Regions from separate parts of the Homo sapiens genome. Here region 1 is linked to region 2. A link is an interaction called in ENCODE POLR2A ChIA-PET data of the cell type or tissue named here. Cell type or tissue: HCT116. All regions are shown on one strand. Each heading gives the region's core, and the rest is flanking DNA. Links, peaks and the distances in the headings are about the cores only. Region 1 overlaps SLC39A11 (solute carrier family 39 member 11). Region 2 overlaps SLC39A11 (solute carrier family 39 member 11).

Region 1 (9,529 bases), core at 827-8,826, 120 kb before region 2:
TTATTCAACCTTAAAAAGGAAGGAAATTCTGAAACATGCTACAACATGGATGAACCTTGTGAAAGGAAACGGATCTTGGGCCCCCAAATCGTTAAGGAAAACTCAAGCTGGAAACTGCTTAAGACAAACCCGCCTCCCATTCTATTCAAAGTGACCCCTCTGCTCACTGAGATAGATGCATCTTTTTTTTTTTTCTTCTTTTTTTGAGATGGAGTTTCGCTCTGTTGCCAGGCCAGAGTGGAGTGGCCCGATCTCGGCTCACTGCAACCTCCCCCTCCTGGGTTCAAGTGATTCTCCTGTCTCAGCCTCCCGATTAGCTGCGACTACAGGTGCGTGCCACCACACCCAGCTAATTTTTGTATTTTTAGTAGAGACAGGGTTTCACCATGTTGGCCAGGATGGTCTCAATCTTTTGACCTTGTGATCTGCCTGCCTCGGCCTCCCAAAGTGCTGGGATTACACCGAGCCTGGCCATTAGAGGCATATCTGATTGCCTCCTTTGGAAAGGCCAATCAGAAACTCAGAAAAATGCAACTGTTTGTATCTCACCTATCTGTGACCTGGAAGCTCCCCCTGGCTTCCAGTCTCCCTGCCTTTGCTTCAAGTTGTCCTGCCTTTCCAGACTGAACCAATATACCTCCTACATCTATTGATTGGCGTCTCATGTCCCCCTAAAATGTATAAAACCAAACTGTGCCCTGACCACCTTGGGCACATGTCATCAGGACTTCCTGAGGCTGTGTCACGGGCTCGTCCTCAACCTTGGCAAAATAAACTTTCTAAATTAACTGAGATCTGTCTCAGATTTTCTGGGTTCACAACCTTGAGGACATTATGCTAAGTGAAATGAGCCAGACACAAAAGAACAAATACTGTCTGATCCACTTATGTGAGGCTCCTAGAGTAGTCAATTCATAGAGGCAGAAAGTAGAATGCTGGTTTCCAGGGGGCTGGGAAGGTGAAAATGAAGTTGGTGTCTCATGGAGGTAGAGTTTCAGTTTGGGAAGATAAAAAAGTTCGGGAGCCAGATAGTGCTGATGGTTGTAGGCCCATTCCAGTGGGATGTGGCACTCCTTTTAGAGGACACTTTTGGCTCATGGGCCTCCCTTCAGCCTGACCTAATGTTCTTAGAAATCTGCTGTGATTGGCGGCTCTTCTTCCCAGGCCTCCTTCCTTCCCCCTCTCCTTTCACGGGTGTCAGACCTGCACGGCAGTCTGCCAGCTCCTGCTCCCTCCCCTTGGTCCTTCTCAGGTCTTTCTCCCAGTCAATCTCATCTCATGCAGGTCTAATCCCTTCTTGGAATCTGCTTCTCAGAGGACCTGGGCTGATAACATCACCACATAGGCCAAAAGAGCAACATGCCCAATAAATGCACTGCAAGGCAACAAGCACATTTAGAACCAGCACTATGCATTCGGAAGCACAGCAACAAACACCTTCGAATTTGTCAGGGCTTACAGTTGACAGCCCATGTTAGTCATTCAATACATGTGTAATAAGCTCCTGCTGATGGTGAACACATGCACAGCTTGCACTTCTGAGGCAGGCAGGCAGGCCTTCTCATCCACATTCTGCACACGAGTAAACCGTAGGAGGTTATTCTAGGACACACTTTGGTTATAATGAATCTTAATGATGTTAAAAAGTAATAGGCAACATCATTTAGCATTTACGACATGCCAGGTACCATTTCTATACTTTTTTTTTTTTTTATGTGCGTGTTGCTTATTTAAAAAAAATCCTGGCCAGGTGCAGCGGCTCACGCCTCTAATACTAGCACTTTGAGAGGCTGAGGCAGGCAGATCACTTGAGGTCAGGAGCTCAAGACCAGCCTGGGCAACATGGCAAGACCCCGTGTCTACTAAAAATACCAAATTAGCTGGGAGTGGCGGCGATGCCTGTAATCCCAGCTACTTGGGTGGCTGAGGTTGCAGTGAGCCGAGATCGTGCCGCTGCACTCCAGCCTGAGCTGGGCAACAGAGCGAGACCCTATCTAAAAAAAAAAAAAAAATCCTTAAACAGCCCCATATTTTAGGGAATGACGAGGAGCCATGAGCAGAGGTGTGCACTGAGAGTCACTTCGTGCCTCGTGTTCTATAGGAGCTGACCCAGAGGAGGAAATGGGGGGGTTACAGCATACCTGGCCCTCCAGGCTCACCTTGCAGGAGGAGAGCCTGCAGCTGAGAAGCTCCATGGTAGGATGGATTACCTTTAAAGTTTCCTGGGGCCATCTCTAGTTACACAGCAGGGACAAGACAGGACAATGGGTGATAAAGTGCACAGGCTCAGATTCCTAATAAAAAAAAGACTGTGCGGTAATGTGCTCATCAGCCACGCTGAGGCCAACTGCAATTGAGGATTTATAAGAAAAAACGATGTGTGATTTACAAAGAAATGATTTTTATCTTTTACATGTCAAACGATCAAGGAAAATGCAACGTCTCACATCATGCTGATTTCAAAAATAATGCAACAAACCAGTGATCGGCAAAAGAAATGGAGATGGTGTTAAAGACTTGGGGTGGGGAAGGAAGGGCAAGGCACAGAGGCTGCCCTCCCTCTTCTCTCCAAGAGGGGAGCCTCTTTCCACCACCAACCCTCCTTTTCCTGCAGAGGGTGTGGCTTTCTTCCAACTCAACCTGTCACTTCTGCTGCCTCCCTTCCATCATTGAAACAAGAAATCCAGACACTCCTCATTCTTCTAACCTGGTGATATCCCTGGGGCTCTCCCTCCTTCCCAGAGTCCTTTCCAGGCCTGGACAACAGGAGAGGCTGGCCCAACAATCCTCTGCTACAGGACTAATCTTCAGGAGGGCTGAGCAATGCCCTCCACCCCAGGAAGGGCAGTCTTTGGGGTTCCCATCTTCACGCTACAATTGTGCCTTCCTCTTCATACCTGAGCACTCTGTGCCACTGCTGGCACGTCCAACCTGTTCAAGGCCTTTGAGACTGTCCAGCCCACCAGTGACTCCAAGTTTAGCACAGTGGCGCACATCTGCACCCTTTATTTATCTCGATGTTTTATATGCATAACTCCACTTCCTCTACCAAGTCACTAAACTACTGGGGGTTGGGGCCCATGGGCCTGCCTTGGGCATCTTCTATCTCTCCGTTAATCCGGAAGCCACATAGTGAGTGCTCAGGCCCATGAGCAGAATAACTGACCCTGCTTAAGAAAATGCTGTCTGTCTCCCACCTGGCAGGAAGGAGTCAGCCAAGGAGAGTGACAGAAAGAGAAGGTAAGTGTGGAGGAGGTATAGGCTTCCTGTAGGCGTGTTCCTGTTGCATCGCTGCACACCTGCTACCCAGCTGAGGGCCTGGCTCAAACACAGCAGATGTGTGATAAATAAGTGCTGAACAAATAAAGAAATGAATGAGTGAAATGAATAGAAAGGAGGATCCAAAGATTAGAGAAGGGAGAGAGGAAAGAGAGAAATGCACAGGCTGGGCGCAGTGGCTCACGCCTGTAATCCCAGCACTTTGGGAGGCCAAGGTGGATGGATCACCTGAGGTCAGGAGTTCAAGACCAGCCTGGCCAACATGGTGAAACCCTGTCTCTACTAAAAAAATACAAAAATTAGCTGGGCATGGTGGCGAGTGCCTGTAATCCCAGCTACTCGGGAGGCTAAGGCAGGAGAATCACTTGAACTTGGGAGGTGGAGGTTGCAGTGAGCCGAGATCATGCCACTGCACTCTATCTTGGGCGACAAGAGTGAAACTCCGTCTCAAAAAAGAAAAAAGAAAGAAAGAAAGAAAAAGAAATGCACAGATATTCTTTGATCTGGAAGAGTTGGTTAGACAGGCTATGCCTTGACACAAATGAATTGTCCTGAAATTGACTTCCAGAGAGGCATGGTTTAGCCACAGCCTGGTTCACCACTCTGAAATGTATCTTCTATAGACAGGGGTGACATGGTTTGGCTGTGTCCCCACCCAAATCTCATCTTGAATTGTAGTTCCCATAATTCCCATGTGTTGTGGGAGCGACCTGGTGGAAGATAATTGAGTCATGGGGGTGGCTTCCCCCATCCAGTTCTCATGGTAGTGAATAAGTATCATGAGAGCTGATGGTTTTATAAGGGGAAACCCCTTTTTCTTGGTTCTCATTCTTCTCCTTACTGTCACCCTGTAAGAAGTGCCTTTCACCTTCTGCCATGATTGTGAGGCCTCCCCAGCCACATGGAATTGTGAGTCCATTAAACCACTTTTTCTTTATGAATTACCCAGTCTCAGGTATGTCTTTATCAGCAGCTTGAAAACAGACTAATACAGGGGAGACCATCTTACACACACACACACACACACACACACACACACACCCAGTATATAAAGGATATCAGTGTCATTGCAGTGCTTCCAAAAGCATAGGTTGGTATCAGGCTGACTATAGCTCTTGACCATTTCTATGACCATTAAAATACAACATAAATAACTTGATCTTCACTGACCTGTAGACCTAGAAAAAAATATTCAGGCTTAGCCACAGACAAGGAGGAACAGGGGCTGAAGCGCGAAACACCAACCATCTGCAGAGTTCCTGAACTGGTGGGAGCAGCCTGTCCCACAGATGAGCCTGGACTGGGAAGCATCTATGTTTCCTCTTACACCAAAGAGCAAGACATGGCATTAACGAAGCCAGACGTGCTAATGGGGGCAACTTTGAAGCCTAAAGCTGCTTGGGCTTCCAATTAACTGCCCTGGGCCTCCGTGTCTCTCTGTTTGCAAAATGGCACTGAATCACTCCTGATTTCTCCAGATAAGTAGCTGTGCTTACACTGGTGATGTGGTCCATGGAAATGTACGTGAATAATGGTGTGCTGGTATAATGGACAGCTGGAACCAGAAGCAGGGAGGAAGGCACGGAGCAGACAGGCTCATGGCCCTTGCAGGGACTCAAGGTGTGTCTAATGGGACAGTGACCACCAAACTCTCTATCTTCTGGCTGCACTGATTTATGTCTTGCTCCTGAGAAATTAATGGCTTGGGAGGGTTTGTGGCAGCTCACCTTGCCTCCCTAGAAGGGTTTGGTGACAACTTTGGGAAGTAAATGCACTAGTTTCCAAGCAACCAAATAACAGGTCTTCAGTTACAAACCCGCGCTTCATTTTACAAAACAGTAGCTCCAGAGCAGCATGTAATTAAACTGGCGAAGGCTTCACCTCCCTGGAATAACCTGAGCCCAACAGGACCCTGCTAACACCACTGTTCACCAAATAAAGGTAAACAGACTCGTCTGAAGTCATGCCTGGAGGGGGACTCTGATCTTGCATTAATTGGGCATGTCAGTTGGCCTTAAGAATTCAATCAGCCGGGCAGTGACCCAATCTACTGCTGACAAATGGGCCCCATTTGCTATTCAAAAAATTAAAAAACTTATTTGAAGAGGAAATAGTGGCTTCTAGTTAGAGCACCTCTCATCTGCCGGGATCTAGCTACATACATTTGCCATTTAGGCTAGATTGCTTTACTCTTCTTTCTAAGTCAAGGTCAAGGATACATCCCCTTTAGTCTAGGATGACTTGGAGCGCAGAGAATACCAGCTCCTTATTCCCTTCTCCTTGGCTTCATCTTCTGATTCATGCCTGTCTAACTTTCAGGCACCCATTGTCAAGGGAGTAATGGTGTCTGGCTACAAAGAAAAAAAAAAAATAAGCTCGTGGCACCCACTTCACCAGCAGAAACTCTCTGATTTGGAGGGCTGGCTAATATTGTGAGCACCCATTCCCCCAACACCTGGCCCTTTTCTTTGTTTTGCTCGCTTTCAGCAGCCCCATTTCTGGCCCCAAGACCTCCCACTGTGACACTCAGCTAACGTATCACCTTCTTCTCTATAACAGCGTCTGTGGTCCCAAGCCTAGAGCACCACTGAGGACCCCCTTGCAGCCCAGTTTCCAGGCTGCTGAGGTGCCCCACTGGCCACTGTCCTGGGGTCCAACCTTCAGGCTGGCAGCTGCATCAGCATCATCTGTGACCCTCCTCGAAACACACACCTGGATTCAGAGAAACACAATAGGGACAGGGATGTTGTATTATTTATAACAAGTAGGGCGGGTTGATTCTAGCACTGCCTCCTGGAGGCACTGGGGAGTCAGGTGCAGGGCACAACTAGACAAGGTGACTGGGCTGCAAGGTAGAGAGTAGAAAGCCGAGCTAACAAATGGTGCAACTCAGTGAGAAGATCTACATGCTCTCCTAAAGGACTGCATGCTGCGAGACAATCTTGGGGGCAACGTAGCAATCAGATTATTCAGGAGCAGCTGCAGAAAGCCAGGCTACAAGGCACTAGCTAATTTCCATGGGTGACTCTCAAGCTTCAAGACACAAGAATCACCCAGGGCTATGCTCAAGGCCAGCCTCTGCCATAAGGCATGTTTCCTGCTCTACCTGGAAGGACCAAGCAGATTCCCTTCTCTGGGGTCCAGCGATTGAAGAACCTACCACAGAGCTGGGCTGGAAATTAGGGATAAGATTTTAGCTCTTACTCTTCTGCTGCTGAGAACTTGGCCCCGGCCGGCTTCGTATCTGCACGTATTTCTGAACTATTGCAGATACTCACACAGAACTCCTCCACTGGCTCTTGTTCAGGTCCCTCTACAGCTCTGAGTTATTTCTGAAAATCTCTTTTCCAAACAGATCCCATAGAGCCTGCCACATGTTCCCTCTCCCTGGATCAGGCTGGTCCAGGAAGAATTGGGGAATACAGATGGGCAGACCCCCTGCTTGGGGGAGATGCAATTACAAACAGCAGGCCTGAGACTCTGCTTTCAAGTGCCAGATGGCGGATTGGAGGCGCCACCCCAGAAGTCTGCTCTGTGCCCACTCCAGACAGATGTTTAGATTCTGCAGGGACTCACAGGTCGTTGCCTCCATTCTTTCCCCATCCCATGACGGCACTCAATGCTTCCCAAGTGTAAACCATCCAGGATCATGCAGGGCAAGCACTGAACAAAACCAGAAGACAGCATTTAAAGTTCTTACAAACAATTTGTTACTCTCCTAATAAATTGTTTTGCCAAATATTCTATACACTTTCCAGTATTGGCCTTGAATTTTTTGCAATGCTTGACTTTATATTATTATACTTATCTGTGTTATTTTAGTTTTGCTTTTACTGAAATCTGTATCAAAATGTTGAAATACAAATTATTCTCTATATCAAAATAATTAATTTGTCTTTTAAAATTGCTTTCGTTTCATATTGACTATTTTGTTTTTAATTATGTTTGTTTATAAATAAAATACTTTGCATGGAAAAAAAAAAAAAAAAAAACAGAAGACAGGCTGTTGGTAATCCAGCTGCTAGACAGAGGAAGAGAGAGACTAGCGCTTACTGGGACATTTCTAGCGGCATTATATATATACCCGTGGTCTGGTCTGATTTCATCCTCACAACAGCATTCCAAGGATCTTATCCACTCCACTTTACAGGTAGAAAAATAGTGGTTTGGACAGCTGAAGTCACCTGCCAAAAGTAGCAGCTGGTCCACAGTAAATCGAATCCCCACCCCTCACCAAGTCCCCTCCTGCCTTAACCGGAGCAGTCACTGGGGGCCCTAGCTTTGAAGCTGACTTTCGCAGTTCATGGCTAAATGACCTCTCTCAACTTCACTTTTTTCATCTCATAAGAGGGGGCCATATGATCTGCCTACCTTCCTGGGGGGCCGTGAGGATTGGCTGAGGTCAAGGGTGGGCCTGCTTCGTAAACTGCACTGTTATCATTGGGATCTGGGACGGAGCCTGAATAAACGTATTCACACTCGGGCTTTAGTGTTTAATAAGACTTAAAACAACAATAACAAATCCCTATCGAACTATGTGCATTTTAAGAGGGGACAAAGCTCTAAACCAAAAAAAGGGCATTATGATCATAGCTTCAGGTCTCATTTAGCCTGCCAGGTCAAAGGGGACTGGGGCAGGAAGGGAGTTACCTATTTAATAGGAACTCTTCTCAGAAAATTGTAAATCATGCCAGGGAATAGTATACTGGGTTGACCAGTATCCCCCCAAAATCCATGTCTACTCAAACCTCAGAACATGACCTTATTTGGAAATAAGGTCTTTACAGATGTAAACAGTCAAGATGAGGTCATACTGGATTAGGGTGGGTCCCCAATCCAATGACGAGTGTCCCTATAAAAAACGAAAACCGAAACCCAGAGACATACAGATACAGAGGGGAGAAGTACATGTGAAGATGGAGGTGGCATGGGAACGATGCATCTACAAGCTAAGTTACACCAAGAATTATTGGTAACTCTAGGAAACTAGGAGAGGCCAAGAAAGGTCTTCTCTAGAGCCTTCAGGAGAAGCATGGCCCTGTGGACACCCTGACTTCAGGCTTCTAGATTATTCCAGAACTGTGAGAGAATACATTTCTGTTGTGTTTAAGTCACTGAGTTTGTGGTACTTTGTTATGGCAGCCCCAGGAAATGAATAAACATAGTAATGGAAGATTCTGAGACAGGCACTATGCTTTACGTACACTGTGTGTATGTATGTATGTATGTATATATGTATGTATGTATGTATGTATGTATGTACGTACATACTTACTTACTTATTTGAGACAGAGCCTTGCTCTGTCATCCGGGCTGGAGTGCAGTGGTGCGATGTCGGCTCACTGCAACCTCCACCTCCCAGGCTCAAGTGATTCTTCTGCCTCAGCCTCCTGAATAGCTGGGATTACAGGTGCCTGCCACCAAGCCTGGTTAATTTTTGTATTTTTAGTGGAGATGGGGTTTCACCATGTTGGCCACACTGGTCTTGAACTCCTGACCTCAGGTAATCCACCCGCTTCAGCCTCCCAAAGTGCTGGGATTACAGGCATGAGCCACCAGGCCTGGCCCATTGTCTCATTTATCCCATGGGGGAAGCAGTATTAGAACCATCATTTCACAGAGAAGACCACAGAGGCTCAGCTCCGCAGAGGCAGCAGCAGGATTCATGCTCTGATCAGGAGGCCCCGGTCTCAGCCCCTGGACCACACTGCCACGCAGGACTGCCTCTGCCCTCTCCTGTTCGGCCGGCACAATCAGGGGAGCCAGCTAGTCTAATTCGTGTGGCTTTTTCCTACAGTGAAGGGTTCACCCTTAAGCACTGATATTTTCCTTCATTTTCAAAGAAGTTGTTTTCAAAGGCAATACTCATTTTCCTGCTTCCTTAATTTAATTTCTGTATTGATGACTCAGAAGCATTTCAGAAACATTAATTACTGTGTGACAACACAAAATGATGATGGCCTGAGACATCTTGAGCTAGGAGGGGATGTCAGGGCTTTCATTAGAGCCACCACCAGCTGCTCTGTCCACGGTAGTGGCGTCTCTATGGATGACATATGGTCATTGATTTTATGTCTGATTCACTGTCATCACGGCGTCTGCTTTGCTATCTCTTAGTTGTCCCTACGCTGAGCAAGACCTTTTCCCTTCCACATTACATTTGGTTTTTCTCCCCTAATCTAATAAAGGTTGGGGAAGTAGATAACCAAATTTCTTAGAATTCGGCAGAGACTCAGAATAAACAGTATTC
Region 2 (9,529 bases), core at 784-8,783:
CAAATCAAGCATTGGTTCTGTGCAGCTGAGTCTATTCCAAAGCGAGTAATAATTTGATTAGTAATTTTTTACAACTCTCTAATCCTGTAGGCTACGGGCTCACCTCTTGCAATCACCTAGTTCCCACCTAGACCCATCCTGCATTCACTGAAGATTCCAGCAGCATTATTCAGGTGCCACTATTCATGTAGATAAGCCATCTGCCTCACCTCCAATGAACCTGTCCTGTGCACCATCTCAACCAACTAATCCCAAGGGCACTACTTATCAGATCTACCTCTAAAATCTCAATGGCAGGCATTCCAGGTGTTGAACCACCTGCCTGCTATATTTATTTCCAGCTCCTTTCTTGTGAACGCTGGATCCAGTTCTTTAGTACCACTGGCACCTCTGTGCCATTGGCCCAGCCACCTTTTTACTCCAACCTCCCACCTATGTCCACACTTCCCCCCTCATCAAGCAGTGGCCCTCGCTAGAGCCACCCTCTAGCAAATACCTACACATATGCCTACTTAATGCCGACTCTCCATCTATTCTGCACTTGTCGCCAAAGAGTTGAATGTAATTGGAGAGAAACCTACTGCCATGATGCATCTCCACCATTCTACTGAGACTGCTTTTGTCGGGGTCACCACTGGTGCCCATGTGGCCCAATCCAGTGCTCCCATCTCAGATCTCAGCTTGCTCATCCTTTCAGCATTTCTTTCACATGTCTAGTCAATTCCCCTCTTTTTGAACATCCCTCATTTGGCTTCCAAGAAACCTTTCTCCCCCAGTATTCCTGCATCCTCACTGGCAACACCTCTGCTCAGTTCCCTCTGCTGGATTCTGTTCCACTTCCCGATTTCCAAATGGAGGACCCTGGTGCTCGGTCCTCAGTGCTCTTCGCTCTCCTGCCTACACAGGCTCCCCTGGGCAATCTCAACCAATCTCATGACTTTCGTCATTCCCAAATTTATATCTCCAACCCCAATGTCTTCCATGAACTCCAAAGTCATGAATCCATCTGCCTACTTGACGTTACCACTTGAGTATTCAGAGGCATCTCAGACACAGAACTTTTGTTCTTCCAACCCAAACTTGTTTTTCTCCAGCCACTCCCTGTAAATCACTCAATCCCAAAGGCTAAGAATCCTCCTCCTCCTTTCTCCTTCTCTCAGAGTCCTTACCTATCCGCAAATCCCATCAGCTCAACATTCAACTCCGCCACTCTTTCTGCAGCTCAAGCTATCCTCCCCCACTACAAACGCATCCTCCAAACTGCTGATCTGGATTCCACCCTTGTCCGCCAGCTCCCAGAATCTCTTCTCCACATAGCCACCCAAACAATACTTTAGAATGTGTGTCAGCTCATGGAACTCCCCTGAATAAAACCTCCTGATGGATTCCTGTCATACTCTAATTGAGATCTGAAAGTGCTAGTGGTCCCTGCCCGCTGGAACACTTGCTGGACACCAGCCTCTTGACTGTCCCTCAAATACACCAAGCACCTACAAGCTCCAGGGCCTTCTCACGAATGCTCCCTGTGACCCGGATGCTCCTTCTGACTGGAGTGCTCCCTCCTAGGGTGCTCCCTCTGACCAGGATAATCTCTTCACACTCACTCTTGGCATTTTCTCTTTCACATCTTTCAGGTCTTTTCTCAAAACCCATCATCTTACAGGGGTCTTCCCTGACTGCCTGATCTAAAATAACAGCCCAGTCACACTTTCATCCCAGTACCCTGCTTTTCTTTTTCCCTGCAGAGCCAGATAACATTACCTTATGTATCTTTGTCTATTATCTGTCTCTTCCACTGGACTATAAAGTCCTGTGAGGGCAGGAGCTTTGTCTTTTTGGGTACACTGATGTCATCCCAGAGTTCAGGATAGCACGAATCACACACCCATCAGATGAGTGAGTGAATGAATAAATGGATCAGATAATGAATGAAGGAATGGATCAACTGGCTATCAACCGCAGTGGAAAGCTGGACCCCTGGAAAAGTCTACCTCCTCCAGTCTGTATCAGAAAGGGGCTATGCAACAGGACAGAGAAAGTGCATCGAAACTCCGTTTTCAAGCCAATGGGCTCAACCACACTAAGGAAACAGCCGCAAAGATGAGGAGCACTTCTCCCGAGGGCTCTGCCTTCTTCCCCTTTCATCTGCATCATCTTTCTTGTGCCTGTGTATGCAGTAGGTGGCTTTGAAAGGCAGAGACAAATGTCAGAATGCAACACTGCACAGTTCTTATTGCTTTCAACAGTTTCCCGTCTTCCGTCATAACGAGAACAGTCGCAGCCATGCTATAATTTTCTGTTTAGGTAACATCTTATTTGCATTCTGAAACCATGTCCTTTTTCCTATTACTGATATAAAAGATTGCTTATTTCTAATTATATTGCAGGCATTCAGGGAATTCAAAGAGCAGAAAATATGTCAGGAACAATTTACAAATTGTGGCTATTTGTGTACATGCTTGCCTGGACTCCAGCAAATTTAGAAACGAAAAAAAAAATTGCTTATTAAAGTGCCATCTCTCCTCAGCAGATCTCTGCTTCTATTTGTTCTCTCAGTCCTAACTAAATACAAACCTAAACCCTAAGTGTGAATGTGCTTGTGAAGAAAAGTACTCTTCCCCACTTCTCAATTGTTTTCAATGAGAATTTCGAAGTGATATTTTCCCCACTGCTCCCATCCTGCCTTGGAAATTCCATTTCTCTCACACTCAAGTCATTATTTCTAAAAACAAAACAACAAAAAGAAACACACATTTTTCTGTTTTTGTGATTTGAGATGTCTCAAGAGCTAGAAAATTCTTCCCAGAGTCGTATGAGTCAGTACTGAATAACTATTCCACAGATATTAGGACGAACATACTGTGCATGAGGTGGAGAACCTTCATACTCAAAATGAAACCCTGAGTCTAAACTTATTTTGTTCCACATTTTAAGCTCGAATAAATTATAAGAAGCTTGAAGATGTAAAATATGCCTTCTATTTCTTTGGTATCTTGCCACAGTGCTAAGGAAAGAACAAACATACAGAACTTTCAACGTATTAATTTTCAATCCAGGAACCTTCATAGATCTGAACAAAGCCACTCAAAAGAGCCTAAACACATGGCTCTACCTGATCCCAACAGATGGGGTTAGTGGTTGATTGTCAACAGTTGCCTGCATTTATCTCCCAAAAGGCCTTCTGGAACCTCTTCCCTGACCTAAATAGAGACGCTTCTAAACATTTTAGAAGGCATGATCTTTTCAGAGTCCCATGCAACAACATCATTTTGCCTACTCGATCAGCTCTAAGCTTATTTCATCCAAGATAAGTGTTGAGGCCAGGTGTTGTGGTTCACACCTGTAATGGCAGCACTTTGGGAGGCTGAGGAAGGAGGATCACTTGAGGCCAGGAGTTCAAGATCAGCCTGGGCAACATAGCAAGACTCCATCTCGATAAAAGATGAAAAAATTAGCCAGGCATGGTAACGTGCACCTGTAGTCTCAGCTACTTGGGAGGCTGAGGAGAGAGGATTGCTTAAGCCCATGAGTTCAAGACTGCAGTGAGCTATGATTGTGGCCCTACACTCCAATCTGTGTGGTATAGCAAGACCCTGTCTCTCAAAAAAAAAGAAAGAAAAGAAAAAACGAAAGTGTAGACAGGAGTAACTAGATACAGTTGCAGAGACATGGTGTGCAGAGGTCAAACATGTTCATAAAGAGGCCTCAGACTCAAGCAAAATTCTACTATTGCCCAAATAAACTCTGACTCTGAATACAGGGCAAATCTCTATTTGCCCATTTTAAAAGGGAGGTTCGATCAATGTGAATTTATAAACGTTTAGAGATGCAGATATGGATACCAAATATCTATTAGCCATACTTAAACCATTAATTTAGTTACAGATGTGTATTTAAAATAAAATAAAATATTATATAAAATATATTACATGGCCAGATGCAGTGGCTCACGCCTGTAATCCCAGCACTTTGGGAGGCCAAGGCAGATGGATCACCTGAGGTCAGGAGTTTGAGACCAGCCTAGCCAACATGGTGAAACCCCATCTCCAATAAAAATACAAAAATCAGCTGGGCATGGTGGCGGGCACCTGTAATCCCAGCTACTTGGAAAGCTGAGGTAGGAGAATTGCTTGAACCTGGGAGGTGGAGGTTGCAGTGAGCTGAGGTGGAGGTTGCAGTGAGCTGAGATCGTGCCACTGCACTCCAGCCTGGGTGACAGAGGGAGACTCCATCTCAAAAAAAAAAAAAATACGTTAAATAACAAATACTGCTTTTATACATTCTGACATTTCACAAAACAATTTGATTCAATCTCTGCTTCTTTGATGCTAGTGTTGTTGCATTCACAAGAAACGCTTCTTGACTTATCAATTTTCAACAGCACATAATTTTTACTTCCATCTAAATTAAGATTTGGCTGTTGCATAATCTGCATGATACTGTCACCAGTAATTTTATCCTGAGCCACAAAGACTCACTTGCACGGCAATAGTTTTTTCATTGTTTGTATTCATCCTATAGGAGTATTAGTGATTTGCACTAGGAAGCCACGTGCTGTACTGAGTAGCATGGCTTGAGTATCGTGTAAGGAGCAATGGACTCTGATCCAGTGAAGGGCTGGAAGCAAGAAAATGCATAGAGTTAGGTGGGTGAGAGATGGCACAAAACCAGAGGCAGGGCAGGCATGGTGGCTCACACCTGTAATCCCAGCACTTTGGGAGGCCGAGGGTGGCAGATCTCTTGAGATCAGGAGTTCAAAACCAGCCTGGCCAACATGGTGAAACCTGGTCTCCACTAAAAATACAAAAAAAAAATTAGCTGGGCATGGTGGCAGGTGCCTGTAATCCCAGCTACTTGGGAGGCTGAGACAGGAGTATCACTTGAACCCAGGAGGCAGAGGTTACAGTGAGCCGAGATAGCGCCACTGCACTCCAGCTTGGGTGACAGAGTGAGACTCCATCTCAAACAAACAACAACAACAACAAAAAAAAAAAAAACCACCAGAGGCAGAGGAATGCAAAAAGAGTCCGTTGGTATGGTCCCAGCAAGTTATAACTAGGGATTCAACTAGACCAGTCATAGTAGGAAGGGATTCAAGAAACATTTGTGAAGCAAAATCAGCAGGGCTTGGTAACTAAGTGGATTTGGGGGATTAGAGAAAAGGAAAAGAGAGAAATGATGCTGAGGTTCCTGGCTTGAGTGACTGAGTAGATTTGGTTCCATTCAACTCTTCTGGGTATAAGTAATAAAGGAGACAGAGAAAGCTGAACTGGGAGAAAAAAGCTATCAGGTAATGTATTCTATTTTAGACCCATTGAATACAAGTGGCTGTTGGACAGATAAGTAAGCTATCTGGCAAGAGCAGGGGGATTTCATTCTGACATTTAGGAAAGAAAGCTTGGCTGGAGAATCAATTTGGGAGCCTGAGCCCCTAAATTCTAAGTAGAACTGTGAGTCTGGGTGAGATTCCAGGAGAGAATGCCAGGAAAAAGTGGACTGCTGATGAAATGTAGGGGGATAGAAAACTAATTTAATGGATAGGCAAAGAAAGAGAAGCCCAAAGGGGGACTGGTAAGATGTCACCAGAAAGGAAGGATGAGAATGATTAAGCACTGCAAATATACTGAGAATTTCAGCAAAATCATGAGTCATGATTTTCCACTGGATTTGATGTTTAGTGGGTCGCTGATCACAAGGGGGTGGAAAGTGAAGAAATGCAAATAGCTCTCACGTACCTGTATTTTCCAAAGCTTTGTTGAAAACATAAGAAAACAAAATGGATATCAGGTTGGGGGGTGGGGGGTGGCAGGGCGGAGGGAAGACTTTTCCAGATAAAAGACATATGAGGCTGGGCTCACACCTGTAATCCCAGCACTTTGGGAGGCCAAGGTGAGTGGATCACCCGAGGTCAGGAGTTCAAGACCAGCCTGATCAACATGGTGAAACCCCATCTCTACTAAAAATACAAAATTAGCTGGGCGTGGTGGCACATGCCTGTAATCCCAGCTCCTCAGGAGGCTGAGGCACGAGAATCGCTTGAACCCGGGAGGTGATTTGGACTCTTGCTCTCCTGCCTGGACGCCCCTGCCAACCTTCTCTACCCTCTCAAAAAAACAGAGAAAATAAAGACTTGGAAGGACCTGAAGAAAATTCCTCAGATCATCCTGTTCCCCAGCTGCCTTTCCAATCTCCCACCCTCATAGCCTCCCACTTGCTGCTCCCCAGTCTGGAAGGTTCTATCCTCACTCTCTCCCCTCAGTTCATGATTCAGGTCCCTGCTCAATGCCTTTTTTGAACATCCTATCAAAAATACTCCCTGGTCACTCTCTCTCCGGCCATTACCTCGCTTTTACTTCCCTCTTTGGTTTTAAACCTACTTGGCATTATTACACATATAGATATAGATATATATTAACACACACAGATACATACATATAAGTGCATATATAATATAAAGCCAATAGAAATGATTTTATTACTATTTATTACTATTTTATATTTAAATAAAATTATTTAAAACATAATTTTAAAATTATTTTAAAAATGTAAAATAATTTTTATTATTTTAAAATTTAAAAAACTCTCCTCCACTAACTCATGAGCCTGGGGCATTACTGTTCTGTGCTATGCACTTCTGCAGCCTCAGGGCCTAGCACAGTGTCCAGCACACAGTAGGTGCTCAATAAAGATGTGCTGAATGAATACTATGAAGAGCCAAGGTAGAGATAAGACTATTTTTTTTCCCCAAGGATTGCACAGGATGAAATGAACTTCCCTAGCAATATAAGGGAAAACATTAATAATTTCTTGTCTAATTATAAAAAGTTATTAGAGGCTGGGCGCAGTGGCTCACACCTGTAATCTGGGAGGCCGAGGTGGGCAGATCACCTAAAGTCAGGAGTTTAAGACCAGCCAGGCCAACATGGTGAAACCCTGTCTCTACTAAAAGTAAAAAAAAATTAGTCAGGTGTGATGGCGCATACCTGTAATCCCAGCTATTCAAGAGGCTGAGGTAGGAGAATTGCTTGAACTCAGGAGGTGGAGGATACAGTGAGCTGAGATCACACCACTGCACTCCAGCCTGGGCAACAAAGTGAGACTCCATCTCAAAAAAAAAAAAAAAAAATCTTATTAGAGCCCAGAATAGATGTCAAAGAGAAACACAGAATCTCCTCTTGAGAGTCTTAGAAAAAAAAGATAATTATCTTTCTGGGGTAGAAAAAGAATAAAGATAAATAGATTAAATAATACTGTATGGTTCGTTTCAAATTCAAGAGTCTATTTCCCCACTGATTTGGGGTTATTTTTTGCCTGTCTTTTCCAAATGAGCAGGAGACAAAATTGAATCTCTTGGTTCCAGGGCTAAAAGATGCTATCAATTTCTGTTGATTCTAGGTGAGATAACACAACGCAGAAACAATTGGTCCACAATCCAACCAGTAAACTGGATAATAGACAATTTCTGAAGTTTTTTAGAAAGAGTGCAGTGAGAAACTGTTCAGATTTGACAGCCATTTCCCGCATAACTCCTTCCTCCAACTGACTTGTTGGATCCAAAAGACAAACTGGAGGGAGTGAGGGAAGGGAACGAATGTAGCTAGTCACTCATTGCCAGCATCCATGTATTTTCCAGGGTAGGTTCTCCAAGAGGCAATTATGTTAAATCAATCATCAGGAAATGAGGTCTTCGTAATGATAGCTATGACTTTGATTTCAAATACTGTGCCAATCAGAATGAGGGCTTTTGTTCCCTTGTCAAAAGGATCATTTATACTAAGTTCTAACTAAACAATACCCACTACCAACTTCCCTCCAAAAAGAAAAGAAAAGAAAAAGGAAAATGAAGCCCAATACTATTGAATGAAAACATATGGACCAGGGGCCGGGGCGGTGATTCACGCCTGTAATCCCAGCACTTTGGGAGGCTGAGTCAGGCAGATTGCGAGGTCAAGAGTTCAAGACCAGCCTGGCCAACATGGTGAAACCCTGTCTCTGCTAAAAATACAAAAATTAGCCAGGCGTGGTGACACATGCCTATAATCCCAGCTACTTGGGAGGCTGAGGCAGGAGAATTGCTTGAAATGGGGGGTGGAGGTTGCAGTGACCCAGGATCGTGCCACTGCACTCCAGCCTGGGCGACACAGCAAGACTGTCTCAGGGAAAAAAAATATATATATATAGATACGGACCACAGAAGCTCAATATAGCAGTGAGTTCCTTAGCTATCTATATTGTACAATTTGTTCTTTAAGTCTCATTCCTGCTAAATCACCTGAGAATCCTCATTGGAAAACCAATGCTCTTCCCGAGTCTGCAGGCCAAATTTAGGGTTAAAAAAATGGGGGGTTAGGGAGGGCCTTAATTTGCTATCAAAACCCAAAACACACAACATGAGAAAAATCAAGGTTAGAATAAGTTCAAAAGAAGATCTGGTTCTTGACCATGATAATGTCACTATTCTAATAGGGTCCTAGGAAGAAGAGGGCTAAAGACACCAAGGAGGCTGGATAAGTCCCATTGTTGGAGAGAAAGTTAGTGAGTTCTCCTAGGTGACTAAGGCACTTACCACCCCAATAAAAATATTGTTTTCCTTTTAGATATTTCCTCGATGTCTGCTATATACCAGGCCCTGTTTGTACTAAGTGCTAGGGATATACAGACAGGTGCTGTATAGTGTCTGAACCTTTAGAACCAAGCAGTGAGTGTGATCAGTATGTAAACTGATAAAGTTCAATGCAAAATAACCAATGCTCATGATAAATAGAAAATTACAGAGGGGGTTGGGCATGGTGGCTCACATCTGTAATCCCAGCACTTTGGGAGGCTGAAGTGGAAGGATCACTTGGGCCCAGGAGTTCAAGACCAGCCTGACCAACATGGTGAAACCCCATCTCTACTAAAAACACAAAAATTAGCTGTGCGTGGTGGCGCATGCCTGTAATCCCAGCTACTCTGGAGGCTGAGGCATGAGAATCACTTGAGCCCAGGAAGCGGAGGTTGCAGCACACCAGTATGGTATCACTGCACTCCAGCCTGGCAACAGAGTGAGACTCTGTCTCAAAAAAAAAAAAAAAAAAAAAAAAAAAGGCCAGGGACGGTGACTCATGCCTGTAATCGCAGCACTTTGGGAGGCTGAGGTGGGCAGATCACGAGGTCAGGAGACCATCCTGGCTAACATGGTGAAACCTCATCCCTACTAAAAAAAAAAAAAAAAAAAAATTAGCCGGGTGTGGTGGCACGCACCTGTATTTCCAGCTACTTGGGAGGCTGAGGCAGGAGAATCAATTGAACACAAGAGGTAGAGGTTGCAGTGAGCTGAGATCATGCCACTGTTCTCCAGCCTGAGCAACAGAGCAAGACCCTGTCTCAAAAAAAAAAAAAAAAAATTCTAGAGGGAACCTAGAAGGAGCCAGTACCTCAACCTGAATGAGTCAGAAACGTTTCAGAGAGGGGAATAATTAATCTAAGTATTGAATAAGACCTGGGAGGTTGCTAGGCAATGGGAGAAACATCTCCAGTGGAGTGGTCA

What was found. ChIA-PET counts read pairs that join two places held together with the same protein. Peaks named below come from ENCODE experiments on the same cell type or tissue, not always from the same donor. Only the 100,000 strongest peaks of a DNase experiment are listed, where the experiment ranks them.
Region 1: POLR2A ChIA-PET joins it to region 2 with 7 read pairs; 3 of 35 experiments call an interaction of 5 or more read pairs at or near these places.

The regions. Positions count from the first base shown.
Region 1 is chr17:72,769,359-72,778,887 of GRCh38, forward strand. All of the region lies in intron 6 of SLC39A11 (solute carrier family 39 member 11), which reads right to left. Among named protein-coding and RNA genes, the nearest start is that of LINC00511, 130 kb to the left of the region's middle. In HCT116, for the core only: no CTCF peak of the experiment used is centred there; no DNase peak of the experiment used is centred there.
Region 2 is chr17:72,885,302-72,894,830 of GRCh38, forward strand. All of the region lies in intron 5 of SLC39A11 (solute carrier family 39 member 11), which reads right to left. Among named protein-coding and RNA genes, the nearest start is that of SLC39A11, 200 kb to the right of the region's middle. In HCT116, for the core only: no CTCF peak of the experiment used is centred there; no DNase peak of the experiment used is centred there; H3K4me3 peaks cover 517 bases; H3K27ac peaks cover 842 bases.